2 separate regions of the Homo sapiens genome follow, and region 1 is linked to region 2. Evidence: read pairs that join two places in POLR2A ChIA-PET (ENCODE). Cell type or tissue: endothelial cell of umbilical vein. All regions are shown on one strand. Each heading gives the region's core, and the rest is flanking DNA. Links, peaks and the distances in the headings are about the cores only.

Region 1 (5,904 bases), core at 2,823-5,322, 260 kb before region 2:
TGCCCAATTTCTCCCGTTTGGAATGGGTGTATTTACCCAATGCCTGCAACCCCATTGTGTCTAGGAAGTTACTAACTTGGCTTTTGATTTTACAGGTTCATAGGCGGAAGGGACTTGCCTTGTCTCAGATGAGATGTTGGACTTGAACTTTTGGGTTAATGCTGAAATGAATTAAAACTTTGGGGAACTGTTGTGAACGCATGATTGGTTTTAAAATGTGAGGATATGAGATTTGGGAAGGGCCGGGGCGGTATGGTATGGTTTGGCTCTGTGTCCCCACCCAAATCTCACCTCTAATTGTAATAATACCCACATGTTGTGGGAGGGACCAAGTGGGAGGTAACTGAATCATGAGGGTGGGTTTTTTTCCATGCTGTTCTCATAAGTCTCATGAGATCTCATGGTTTTATAAAGGGGAGTTCTCCTGTACACACTCTCTTGCCTGCTGCCATGTAAGATGTGACTTTGCTCCTCATTTGCCTTCTGCCATGACTGTGAGGCCTCCCCAGCCACGTGGAACTGAGTCAATTAAACCTCTTTCCTTTATAAATTACCCAGTCTCAGGTATGTCTTTATTAGCAGTGCGAGAAAAGACTGACACATGGGCTCAAGCGATTCTCCCACCTTAGCCTCCCAAATAGCTGGGACTACAGGTGTGCGTCACTATGAACAGCTAATTTTTTTGTAGAGATGGGGTTTTCCCATATCGCCCTGGCTAGTCTGGAACTCCTGAGCTCAAACAAACCTCCACCTCAGCCTCCCAGAGTGCTGGGATTACAGGCATGAGGCACCATGCCCGGACTTAAAGTGTTTTAAACAACAAGTAGAACATGACCCAGGACAAACAAAACACATCAGTAGCCTTACTTTAGTGTGCAGGCTGTGGATTTGTGACTGATGGCTCGAGCCACCATGTTAGCTAAGACCATCGGTGTTGTTTCCTCTTTGGTCTCCTGCCTCTAGCCTCGCTCACTTCCATGCACTTTGCTCACAGTCACCAGAGCATCTCCCCAATACCGTAGTGACACCCATTCATTCCACTACTTGACACTTCCCTTACCACTGCCCATCCCAAGCTACCCACAAAATGAAGTCCAGACAATGCAGGCGGGCTGCCAGGCTTGCCATTCTCTGACCCCAGGCTCCCTCCCTCCCCACCTGTGTGCTCCACTGGCAAACACCCAGCTCCTTTGTTAACTCCCCGGAGGCCTGCCCCAGTCACCTGTATTTACCCTGCTGTCGTGTCTTTTCTATGTCTGTCTGCTCCACTAGACTGTGATGGTCCTTGACAAAGTGACCACATCTTATTCATCTGTGCATATGTGGGGCACCTGCCACTTAGAAGGTGGCTGGCAAATATCTTTTAAACAAATTTAAAATGTACGAATGATGACTGTTGGTCAAGTAAGGTAGAACTGTCATAAGAATGTTTATTTCCCACCTCATTTATTCCTAATTAAGACCTGAGAATCTTTTTGATAAGGACAATTCTTTTCCCTTTTTGGTCTCCATTCCCCGTGCTCTGAGAGCCAGGACAAGCGGGCCCTTTGTCCCAGTTGGTCTTCTTACGGTTCAGTCTCTGGAGTTTCTGGGGCTTCCTTTATCCTCTTCCTCTTGAGTTTTGGTTTTTGAGAAAGCTCCCTTAAAGAATCTGAAAAAGAGAAGGTCAGAGACAGTCCCAATGACATCACAAATAGTAAGAATCTCAGTCTGTAATACATGGGGGGTGTTGTAGGGGCAGAGAGGAAGAATAGCAAAATCCTATCTTACTTCCCACCTATATCACTTAGTTTTTTCTCACAGAAACCCAGTAGAGAGATGGCATTGTCCCCAATTTACAGATGAGGACTGTCACCCAGGTCCAGGGTAAAGCAATGACCTGCCCAAAGTCTTACAGCAAGTTAGGGGAAGAGTCAGGGCAAGACCCGAGTTTCCTCGACCTCTGGCTCCAACCTCTGATTCTTCCTTACTCCTCTCCTAGGCCTCATGACCCAATTCCCAGTACTGTTTGCAAACCCCATTGCCAAGTTTTAATTAAGAACTGACTTTATGGCCAGGCACAGTGGCTCACGCCTGTAATCCCAGCACTTCGGGAAGCTGAGGCGGATGAATCAGTTGAGGTCAGGAGTTTGAGACCAGCCTGGCCAACATGGTGAAACCCCATCTCTACTAAAAATACAAAAAATAGCCAGGTGTGGTGGCACATGCCTGTAATCTGAACTACTCAGGAGGCCGAGGCAGGAGAATCACTTGAACCGGGGAGGCTGAGGTTGCAGTGAGCTGAGATCGCACAACTGCACTTCAGCTTGGGCCGCAGAGTGAGACTCCGTCTCAAAAAAATAAAAATAAAAAATAAAATAACTTACTTTATTAACATAGTGCCAAAGAAATACCACATAGGTTATTTTCATTGCAAGGACAGACTCAGTGACTAATCTTAGCCCATTCCCGGTGGGTCCATGAGATATTCTGTGCTTTGTCAGGTAATAATGGGAAGAGCATAACCTCATCTCTTATGTAGCCTCTAGCCAAAAACATGTTTCATTTGAACCCATGAAGACTTTCGAGTCCTGTTTATAGAGGAACAAGCTAAAAGATGTCAAAAGGAAGCAATAGGGAATAAATCAGGAAGGAGAACATTCTGCTGAATAATAGCCTCATCTTTTCAACAGGTCAGGAATGTAAAAAAAAAAAAAAAAAAAAAAAAAAGCCAGGTGCGTGGCTCACACCTGTAATCCCAGCACTTTGGGAGGCTGAGGCGGCTGGATTGTGTGAGCTCAGGAGCTCAAGACCAGCTTGGGCAACACCGTGAAACCCTGTCTTTACTAAAAGTACAAAAATTAGCCAGGCATGGTGATGGGCATCTCTAATCCCAGCTACTGGGGATGCTGAGGCAGGAGAATCGCTTGAACCCAGGAGGCAGAGGTTGCAGTGAGCCGAGATAGCGCCATTGCATTCCAGCCTGGGTGACAGAGCGAGACTCCGTCTGGAAAAAATAAATAAAATAAAATAAATAAATAATAAAAACAAAAACCTTTCTATAATGAGCAAGCCTGGGGAAGAGGGGGACTAAAAAGAGAAGAGAAAGTGGAGAAAGAGAAGAAAAAACAGAAAGGAAAATGCGGGATGAAGAGAAGATGGAAAGGAGGGAAGAGGAGCTTGTCAGGCTGGGGGCAGAGGCTCCCGGCTGCTTGAGTCTACTCTTGGGAAACACCCAGACACCACTCACAAACTCCTGGGTCCAGGCATCACCCCAACACCAAATGGTCATTACCTTTCTTGACATGGTCCTGGGATCTTGGCTGCCCAGGCAGGGGGCTCCCTTGACCTGGGGTCTGCATGTTGGACAGCCGCTCCTTCATGCCGCTGATGTTGCTGTGCAGCCCCCATGCATGGCAGAGCTTGGGCAGACTGTCTTCCCGGTCGGCCAGCAAGGACCTCTCCGGCGCATCCGAGGCGCAGAATGTCACCTGCCATGGAGCCTCCGTGTTAAGGAGAGTGTTGAGAAGAGGGGGACCTGAACTTTAGAGTCCCAGCACCGCATTTGTTGAGAAATGCTAAGGTCTGCCTGCCGGTCACACTTGCCTAACCAAAAGGATGGGGTAGGAATCACAGATGTGGGAGAGAAAAGACTGTGGGGACATGGAGGCAAGCTGCCAATGGTGTCCTCCTGCGTTGTCCTTTATTTTGAGATCATGTCTTCCATCTCTTTTTGGAACTGCAGTGTCTTATTGTTTTTTTGCAATGAAATGATATGTGTTTTAAAGATCTAACTTAGCAAAAATTAAATTGGGAGCCTTACTCGTTTAGCTGAGGCAGGAGAATCCCTAGAACCCTGAAGGCGGAGGTTGCAGTGAGCCGAGATCACGCCACTGCACTCCAGCCTGGGCAACAGAGCGAAACTCTGTCTTAAAAAAAAAAAAAAATGGGAGCCTTTGTAAGCTTTGAGTCTGTTAAAAAAAAAATAAAAATTTTAGAAATGAAATAAATTGAGAGCTTGAATTTTGAAATTAAAATTCAAAGACTATATATATATAAATTTTTCGGCCTGGTGCGGTGGCTCATGCCTGTAGTCCTAGCACTTTGGAAGGTCGAGGAGGGCAGATCACTTGAGGTCAGGAGTTCAAGACCAGCCTGGCCAACAAGGTGAAACCCCGTCTCTATTAAAAATACAAAAGTTAGCTGGGCATGGTGGTGCATGCCTGTAATCCCAGCTACTCAGGAGGCTGAGGCAAGAGAATCGCTTGAACCTGGAGGTGGAGGTTGTGGTGAGCCAAGATCTCACCATTGCACTCCAGCCTGGGGGACAAGAGCAAAACTCTGTCTCGAAAAAAAAAAAAAAAAAATTCAGGCCAATGAAATCCAGAAATCTAGAAATCAGTAAAGTGGCAGCTCCTCTTATTCAGAAGAGAAATCATTGAAGTTCTCCAATCGTTACATGTTCAGAGGAAGAAACAGATGCAGAGAGGGAGAGGACTTGGTTAGGGCTGCACGGCGAGAGTGCAGGAGGGCGCAGTTAGAGCACGGCTCTCATCCCAGCCAGATGGAGGCTGAACCCTTCCTCTTCCTTCCTACTTGCTATAAAGACTGCGACAAATTACCTTACTTCCCTGTATTTGGGATCTTCATTTACACACTGCAGACAATAAACCTAATTACCACTTAGGGTTACTTTTGAATATTACTTGAAGGAATATAAAGTACCTGGCACATAGAATGCTTTTACATCTGCTTTATCTATGATTATTATTCCAGACCAGTGGTTCTCAAAGTGTGCTCTGCAAACCCCCAGGAGTCCCTGTAATATTTTGACCTCATGGAGCCCCTGAAACCAATGGATTCTAATGAAACCTAGTATGAAAATTTCACTGATACGAATCTGAAAAGGCTACATATTGTATGATCCCGACGATATGACATTCCGAGACAGCAAAACTAAGAGACAGTGAACCTAAGATCAGTGGTCGCCAGGGGAGTGGGGGCAGGAAGGCAGGGACAAATAGATGGAGCACAGGGGGTTTTTAGGACCATGGCACTCTTCCATATCATACTGTAATGGTAGATACATGTCATCATACCTTTGGCAAAACCTATAGCCCATACAACATGAAGAGTGGTAGGCTGGGCGCGATGGCTCACTCCTGTAATCCCAATGCTTTGGGAGCTGAGGCGGGCAGATCACCTGAGGTCAGGAGTTCGAGACCAGCCTGGCCAACATAGTGAAACCTCGTTTCTACTAAAAATACAAAAATTAGGCACAGTGGTGTGCACCTGTAATCCCAGCTACCTGGGAGGCTGTGGCAGGAGAATCACTTGAACCCAGGAGGCGGAGGTTGCAGTGAGCCAAGATCGCGCCACGACACTCCAGCTTGGATGACAGAGTGAGACTCCATATCAAAAAAAAAAGACTAGCTGAAACAGGGAAGGGGTGAAAGCACCTCTCCCTAAGACACACCTACCAATGCTATGTCAGTTTACCATTGCCATAGCAATACTTGGAAGTTGCGACCCCTTCCCATGGCAACAACCCAGAAGTACCACCCTTTTTCTGGTAAATTCCAAATAACCACCCCATAATTTGCAAGTAATTAAAAGCGGGGATAAATATGAGCTCAGAGCTGCCCCTGTGCTGCTACTCTGGGCACACTGCCCATAGGGTAGCCCTGCTCCACAAGGAGGAGTGCCTCTGCTGCTACTCTACACGGCCGCTTCCATAAACTTGCTGTGTAATACCACCAGCTCACCCTTAAATTCTTTTCTGGGCAAAACCAAGAACTTTCCCGGGCTTGCCCGTGCATCAAATATATATGGAGAACTTGATGCTGAGCCTCGGCCTCTTCAGCCCACTCTGCCCAGGGCAGGGGTAAAGGTCAAGCAGCAGAGTCTTGCCCTGGCAGTGAGCCC
Region 2 (8,038 bases), core at 2,760-5,259:
CCTTTTGTTTTGTTTTGTTTTTCCCATGAAGAGAAGCCAGAAACCCAGATATTAATACAAAGTATCCAGTTTAGAAGTGTTGGTAAATTTTTTTAACTTTGAACATTGTGCTGCCCAAAGAAGGTATCTGCAAGCCAGGTACAAACCAGCAGTTCATGCCCTCTGGTGAGCAGAAAGGTCATAGACTTTGAGCCCATTATGTCGGAGGTCACATTCTAGTTCTGCTGTTGCAACAGCTGTAAACGAAAGTTTTCAGATTTCTAACGCCCAGTGAAAATACCACTTCATTTCCAAAGGTTATTAAAAGGAATAGATCATGTATGTAAGTAGGCACAGAGCTTGCCACCTATTAGGTACTCAAAAGCATTCTTCCCTCACTTAAGGAAACAATACAGGCATAATATAACAATAATGTTATGTTCAAGTTCATTATCAGGAGGCATACACCCAAACAATAGGGGAGTGAGCACCTACCACGTACAGAGCTCTCTGCTAGTTTCTCTGGGGGCAACAGTTCCCAACCTGGCAATTCATCGGCATCATCGGAATCAGCCAGCAGCTTGTTGGATATGCTGAGTCCAGAGTCCTGCCCATATTACACCTAATGTTCTGTGCCTATTACACCCAGATTTATGAGATCCTCCTCTCCCATGCAGTCCAAGAATCTGCATTCTAATAAGTTCCTCAGAGGAAGCTCTTTCACAGCCAGTTTGCACTGGTCTGTGGGTTGGTCATTTATGGAAACCACTGCTCCAGGGAATGAATCATTATTTCCAGTCTCATTAGGGAAAGATGATATGCATATGCACACATGTAAGGAGTGACAGTAATTAGCCAAAAGCTCTGTAGACATAATTGCCTCTGATGAAGTGCTGACTGATGACATCAGACACTAGGCTATTGACAGTGTACCCCAGGGAAATGCAAAAGGGAAGCGAACTGCCTCATAAAGTGAGATTAGGATTACTGGGTCAGAAATGTGGAGAGGGTGATTCAGATGGACAAAGGAGCAGAGGCAGGATTCAAGTGATGCGTTTCAGAGGCAGTGCAGCCTGTTTGTGCTGAGTGGAAGGTGCATGAGGAACATAGTAGACTGTAACAGGAAGGCAGGAGCTGTGAAGGCCTTTGAAGGTCAGGCCAGTTGTAATAAAAGTATTTCACATTGTCAGGTATCTTGGGATAGTTGCCAAACATTTTTCTATGGTTTGTATAAATACATATCCATTTTATTTATGTATTTATTTATTTTAGTTTTTTTGTTTGTTTGTTTGTTTGTTTTTGAGACGGAGTTTCGCTCTTGTTGCCCAGGCTGGAGTGCAATGGAGCGATCCCAGCTCACTACAACCTCCGCCTCTCAGGTTCAAGCAATTCTCCTGCCTCAGCCTCCTGAGTAGCTGGGATTACAGGCATGAGCCACCACACCCAGCTAATTTTGTATTTTTAGTAGAGATGGGGTTTCTCCATGTTGGTCAGGCTCGTCTTGAACTCCCAGCCTCAGGTGATCCACCCACCTCGGCCTCCCAAAGTGCTGGGATTACAGGCGTGAGCCACTGTGCCCGGCCTATTTTAGTTTTTTTTTGAGACGGAGTTTCACTCTTGTCGCCCAGGCTGGAGTGAAGTGGCACTATCTCGGCTCACTGAAACCTCCACCTCCCGGATTCAAGTGATTCTCCTGCCTCAGCCTGCCAAGTAGTTGGGATTGCAGCCGCACGCCACCACACCTGGCTAATTTTTGTATTTTCAGTAGAGACGGGTTTTCACCATGTTGGCCAGGCTGGTCTCGAATTCCTGACCTCAGGTGATCCACCCGCCTCAGCCTCCCAAAGTGCTGGGAATACAGGTGTGAGCCACCACACGGCACATATGTATCTATTTTAGACCATTTTATTATAAACATAAGTTCTGTTTGCTGTAATTTCTCTCTTTTTCATATTCACAATCCACTTTGGCTGGAATTTCTCTTGATAACAAACTTTAGACCTTACCAACAAGCCCAAGAGGAACTCACAGATGGGTGCTAGGCTTGAAATGCCCCAAGAAGACTGAAGGAAGTGGAGGAGGAAGAAAAAAGGAGGCAGAAGGGGGAAAACCTAGAAGAGCTCTGGACAGGGAGGAGGCATGCCAGAGAGAGGAGCCCAGTCACAGCTGAGTGCAGCCCAGGAAGGAAAAATGTGCCTGGTTGGAGGAGTTGTCCAAGGACCTTGGGGATAAGGGGACGGGGCTTCTCTGCTGATCTGATGGTTTTTTCAGTACCACCCTTCAGTTATCTGTAGCAGGATCCTCTGCTGCTGATGGCCAAACCTCAGTGCCCACTGGGATTACAAACTGGGGAGGAAGAGGGGGACTTCCACATTAGGGATCAGCAGGGAGCCTCCAGAATGGAGTAGGAGATACCTACGGCCATCATCAGAGGCTGCCGCAGCCCCAGGTTCAGAGCAGTCATCTTAGCTGATGCCATGGAAAGCAGTAGACCAGAAGTCCAGTCCGCAGTGTTTGCTCAGCACTTGGCAGAATTGTATGACCTTGGGGGTCACTTGCCTTGTCCGCGCCTCGGTTCCCCCTGTGAATATTGAGCGAGTTGCATTAGGTCAGTTGTCTTCAGCTTTTATTTTGAAACAACATTGAGACCCGACCCTTTCTTCCAGCCATTCCAGCCACATTTACCTGAAGGACCCATAGCTAAAGCAGATGAGGTTGGAGTTACTCCGGTTGAAGTGACAGTGGGGGGTGTAGTGCTGCCTGGGCAACCGCTGTGGATTGGATGTCTGCTAAAGCACCTGTCACCTCTAAGCATTCAGAAAGCCAAGCACACAGTGCTCCAGTAGGGTCTGAGGAGCTCCCAGAGAATTGTCTCCAGCAAGAGGAGTTGACAGTGCTCCCAGGAGAACACTCTCATTTGGTCTGCTAGAAATCATGGCCACAGGGTGGGCCTTTTCAAAGGCCATTTTGCTACTCAGTATACTGGGTAGCCAGCTAGAGTGAAGAAGCCACAGGGAGTGCCCGGAGCAGTCAGCCTGCTGCCTGGCCTCTGTTCCCTGGACATCCATAGGGAGCAGCCCCAGGGCCTGTGGCCTTTCATTGTTGTGCCAGCTGGAGAAAGTTACTGCTGCCAATCCTTGTTTGCAGAGCTCTCTGCAGCACAGAGCTGCAAATAAACATCCTCTCACTTGGGGAGGGATGGGGGAAAGGAGAGGGCTAAATCATCCAAAACACGTTCATTGAGTATCTACCACTTAGCTTAAAGGATAGTCCTGAGCTTGGAACCAGAAGAAACGCTGGAGATGGGCTTAGACATTTACTGGACTTCTATCTGCCAAACCCCATGCTATGCATGTTTCACTCGTGATTCGTAAATGCTCACCACAGCTCTATGAGGGATGCATGATCACCCTTTTTTCTAGATCAGGAAGCTGAGGCTCAATCAGGTTAAGTCACTTGCCTGTGGTGTCACACAGATGGAACATTTCTGAGCAGGATTCAAACCCAGGTTCATCCAGCTGCTTCTTTACCACCCTACCTCCCCCTGAACTGGAGTCTGTGATCCACCACTTAGCAACTCCTGGCACAACGGTAGTCACCCTGAGCCTCAGTGGGCTCATCTTTGACAAGGGATCAGGGTACCATGACCATAGCTACCTGAGAGGCTTGTAATAAGCCCTGAATAAGAAAGTGAGTGTGGAACCCTTTACAACCAAGGACACTTGTGCAAATGCAGTGTGTTGTTACGTAAGGAGAGGAAGTGGGTGTCCCCAAAGCAGCTCCTCCTCCTCTTCCTGGAAGATGATGTAAATAAAGAGTCATGCAGGCCTCTTGATGGAGAGTGATGTCTTAGGTTTGTTCTATTCGCTTCTGATGGCCCAGGGACCTTAGCAGCTGGATAGAAAGAAGAATTGAGGGGGATTAGATGGGGAGATAGGACCAGGGAGAGAGAAAGGATTCTGGATTGAGTCAAGCAAAGACTGTAGTTCCAAACTGGACTTTGGAGTATCTGATAGTATCTTATCAGAGATTTAACATGGGTGTGATCATTTCAGAGGTGGGATGGGAAGGACAGGAGTCCAATATGCTATTGTTGTAAAGGCGGCCACCAGCCACAGCAGCCATGAGAATCTCGTGCTCCCCACTGGCCCCCTGCCAGACCGGGCTACCTGACTATGCTTCATCCACTGAGGACAATGCCTTCTCCCTTAAACTGGGGCCTTTTCCTTCCTGGCCTTTCCTGGGAAAGGAGAGAACAATTGAGTCTGATCATTTATCCTCAGCTGTTTATGCCCCAGTAGCGTGGGCTTTAAACCAAATACCACATGTCCATCTGGACACCATGGCAGGCTCATCACGTGGCCGACACACTCCCTAGCTGCCTGCCCCGCTCCTGCATTCATTCAACCCTGACTCTGCAGCGTTCCAGAGCAGCCCATTGTTTTTTCCCCTGGGATTAAGAGCCCAACTCTGGTTTTCTCATCTCTCCTCTGGATGGTAGTGGAAATGTTAGGCCTCAATCCAAAACTGATATGTATTCAGAAAAAAAGAAAGAGAAAGAGAAACCAGTCAGGCCTAATTTGAACTGGGGAAATAGCCAGTGTAAATTTGGAGGAAAATTCAAACTCCATAGCTGACTTGAAAATTGTCAGCATTGGCCGGGGGCAGTGGCTCACGCCTGTAATCCCAGCACTGTGGGAGGCTGAGGCAGGTGGATCACGAGGTCAGGAGATTGAGACCATCCTGGCTAACATGGTGAAACCCCATCTCTACTAAAAATACAAAAAAATCAGCTGAGCATGGTGGCGCATGCCCGTAGTCCCAGATACTTGGGAGGCTGAGGCAGGAGAATTACTTGAACCCAGGAGGCAGAGGTTGCAGTGAGCCGAGATTGAGCCACTGCACTCCAGCCTGGTGACAGAGCAAGACTCCATCTTAAAAAAAATAAAAAAGTCAGCCTCCAGGGCCTGTACCCACCCAGATGGTACCCCCTTGGGAGGGGGCAGCATCAGCACCATGCCTGCAGAGGCTTAGGTGTAATTGTGTTTACGTTGATAGTTTATGCCTGTCTGGAGCATAGGCCAGCTCCGGCCCCACTCCCTGAAGCATCACCAAATTCCAAGCAGTAGTATCTCCATGAATCTGCGAATCTGCTGTTGCTGCTGCTGCTGCTGCTGCTGCTTTTTTTTTTTTTGAGACAGAGGGAGTCTCTCTCTGTTGCCCAGGCTGGAGTGCAGTGGCATGATCTCAACTCACTGCAACCTCCGCCTCCCAGGCTCAAGAGATTCTCCTGCCTCAGCCTCCCAAGTAGCTGGAATTACAGGCATGCACCACCATGCCCGGCTAATTTTTATATTTTTAGTAGAGATGGGGTTTCACCATGTTGGCCAGGCTGGCCCCAAACTCCTGACTTCAGGTGATCTGCCCACCTTGGCCTCCCAAACTGCTGGGATTACAGGCGCGAGTCACCGTGCCTGGTTGTGAATCTGCTTCCACACTGGCTGTGTTTTCCTGGTTATAGCAGCCTCAGGCTCAGTGAAAGGTCACTCGCTGTAATGACTCAGGTTTCATTGGTTCTCCTTTATCCCCCTGCAAAGACCCACTCTCCCTCAAAGTACTGATGGCAGCCTCCAGAGGGTATCTCAAGTGTGCTCTTCAACTAGTCCTTTCAGCTGCCACGTGGTGTCCTCTGAGAGGGACCACCCGATCTTCTGGGCACCCCTCACCCAACGTGACCACTGCCTCTAGGCATTGCCTCCCAGGCAGGACACCAGGGGCCAGAGTTGCTCACTGCTCCCTTCACACTCCACGAAGGCTTTCCCAAAGCAGAGCTGTTCGTATTTCCACAAAATCACCTTCCCCACCTCCCCACCGAAAAAAAAAAAAGAAATCACCCTTCCCCACCCCCTCCCAAAAAAATCACCCTTCCCCACCTGCCCCCCCAAAAAAAGAAATCACCCTTCCCCACCTGCCCCCCCAAAAAAAGAAATCACCCTTCCCCACCTGCCCCCCACAAAAAAAGAAATCACCCTTCCCCACCTGCCCCCCCCAAAAAAAGAAATCACCCTTCCCCACCTGCCCCCCCCAAAAAAAGAAATCACCCTTCTTCACCTCCCCCCCAAAAAATAAAAAGAAATCACCCTTCCCCACTTCCTCCCACCAAAAAAAGAAATCACCCTTCCCCACCTCCTCCTCCCCCCCGAAAAAAAGAAATCACCCTTCCCCACGCCCCCCCAAAAAATAAAAAGAAATTACCCTTCCCTTTTCCACATGCGGCTTCCATTCTCCTTATGCCCCTGGTGTGAGTCCCAGAGGCTGAGTGGTTGCCACACTGAACTCAGAGTCCCTCCTCCCCTACATCTCTACATCTCTACATCTCTACATCTCTGAAGCTTCACTTGGACCCAGCTTGTCATACCCAACCCTATTCCCTTAAGAGAGGTGTCTCGCAGGAGGCCACTGAGGCAGTAGACCCAGGCAAGTCTGTCCTGTCATGTTGTAAGCAGCTCCTGATGTGGCTTGACCTCAGGGGCTAAACGAGGATACACAGCTTCATCTAGAGTAGAATGAACCCCGATTCAATAGCCTCATGGAGACTGGGGACAGACCAGGCAGCAGAATGGAGGTGCAAAGCCACCTAGGGCTCAAGGACTGGGAAGACACATGGAGCTAGGGAATAGCAGAATCTGAGAATCAAGCACCTTGTACACCCAGATCCCACATGTGGAAACCGCTGTTCAAGCTGTAATGATACCAGGTTGACTGTGTCAGCCCCTGAAGGAAAGCTGGCATAAATAGAGCCTGGAAAACCAGGCTTATCTTTGCCCAATGGGCAAGGTAAATATTTAGTCCCAGCCCTGGAATGGTGCCTGGTAGTTCCATTCTTTGCTATCATTTTTCCTTTTATTCACTCGTGCTGCAAACATTTGCCACCTGCCCTCCCTCTCTGTGGCCAGCCTTGGCCTGGGCACTTCGATGCTCTGATGACTAAGACGTGATTCCCCATTCTTTTCCTCAGGGACTCTTGCTGGGGGAGCAGACAAGGAGCAGAGATCAGGTCAGGCCTCACAGGCTGGGTCTTGGCTAGCACGTAGACTTCACAAGAGGAAGCAAGACTGCGGGGAGTGGTGGGGGAGAGCGCTCCAGGGCTAGGGTCAGCACACATCCCAGCGTCCTTGACTGGCCTGGCGATTTCTGCACCCATGCTTCCCTGTAAGCGTCCATGTAGAAACACAGAACAAGAAACACTTGGAGGCCAGCAGCACTCAGTATAAGGGAAGCAGCAAGGACTGCTGGGTTTGCAGATCTGGGTTCAATTCCCCATTTTGTCATTCATTCGCTGGCAAGGGACAAGTTCCTTTACCTCTCAATTTTCTTCAGAAAAGCAGTACAATGTAGCAATTGTAAGTGTGCGGACTCAAGTATCAGAATTTCTGGGTTCAAATCTCAGCTCTATTTGTTTTTTGGGGGGTTTTCTTTTTGTTTTTTGAGATGGAGTCCTGCTTTGTCACCCAGGCTGGAGTACGTTGGCACCATCTCAGTTCACTGCAACCTCCACCTCCCAGGTTTAAGCAATTCTCCTGCCTCAGCCTCCAGAGTAGCTGGGATTACAGGCACATGCCACCATGCCCAGCTAATCTTTGTATTTTTAGTAGAGACAGGGTTTCGCCATGTGGCCAGGCTGGTCTCGAACTCCTGACCTCAGGTGATCCGCCCCCCCCTTGGCCTCCCAAAGTGCTGGGATTACAGGCATGAGCCACCGCACCTGGCCAAATCTCAGCTCTATTTGTTAGCCTTATGTCCTGTGTATTTCGTTTCCTCATCTGAAAATGAAGAAAATAGACATACTCATCTCTGACTGTTATTCTAAGGATTAAGTGCTATATAAAGCACAGCAAATAATTTTGCCAGATGCAATAGAAATTAGTTTCTTGAGGAATGTGTCAATATCTAGCAATTTTACATAGGCATTTACCCTTTGAACCAGAAACTTCACTTATAGAAATCTATCCTAAAGACACACAGTCAAAAATTCAAGACGGGCATGGTGGTTCATGGC

Evidence for each region. ChIA-PET counts read pairs that join two places held together with the same protein. Peaks named below come from ENCODE experiments on the same cell type or tissue, not always from the same donor. Only the 100,000 strongest peaks of a DNase experiment are listed, where the experiment ranks them.
Region 1: POLR2A ChIA-PET joins it to region 2 with 11 read pairs; 2 of 35 experiments call an interaction of 5 or more read pairs at or near these places.

Annotation. Positions count from the first base shown.
Region 1 is chr17:60,426,928-60,432,831 of GRCh38, reverse strand. CHCT1 (CHD1 helical C-terminal domain containing 1) reads right to left here. Exons shown (of 6, transcript NM_181707.3): 5 at 3,275-3,470; 6 at 1,406-1,651. The coding sequence ends at 1,566. Among named protein-coding and RNA genes, the nearest start is that of CHCT1, 7.4 kb to the right of the region's middle. In endothelial cell of umbilical vein, for the core only: no CTCF peak of the experiment used is centred there; no DNase peak of the experiment used is centred there.
Region 2 is chr17:60,166,386-60,174,423 of GRCh38, reverse strand. It overlaps a transcript of CA4 not described here and the pseudogene FAM106DP. Among named protein-coding and RNA genes, the nearest start is that of CA4, 20 kb to the right of the region's middle. In endothelial cell of umbilical vein, for the core only: no CTCF peak of the experiment used is centred there; DNase peaks (open chromatin) are centred at 3,093 and 4,253; H3K27ac peaks cover 1,655 bases.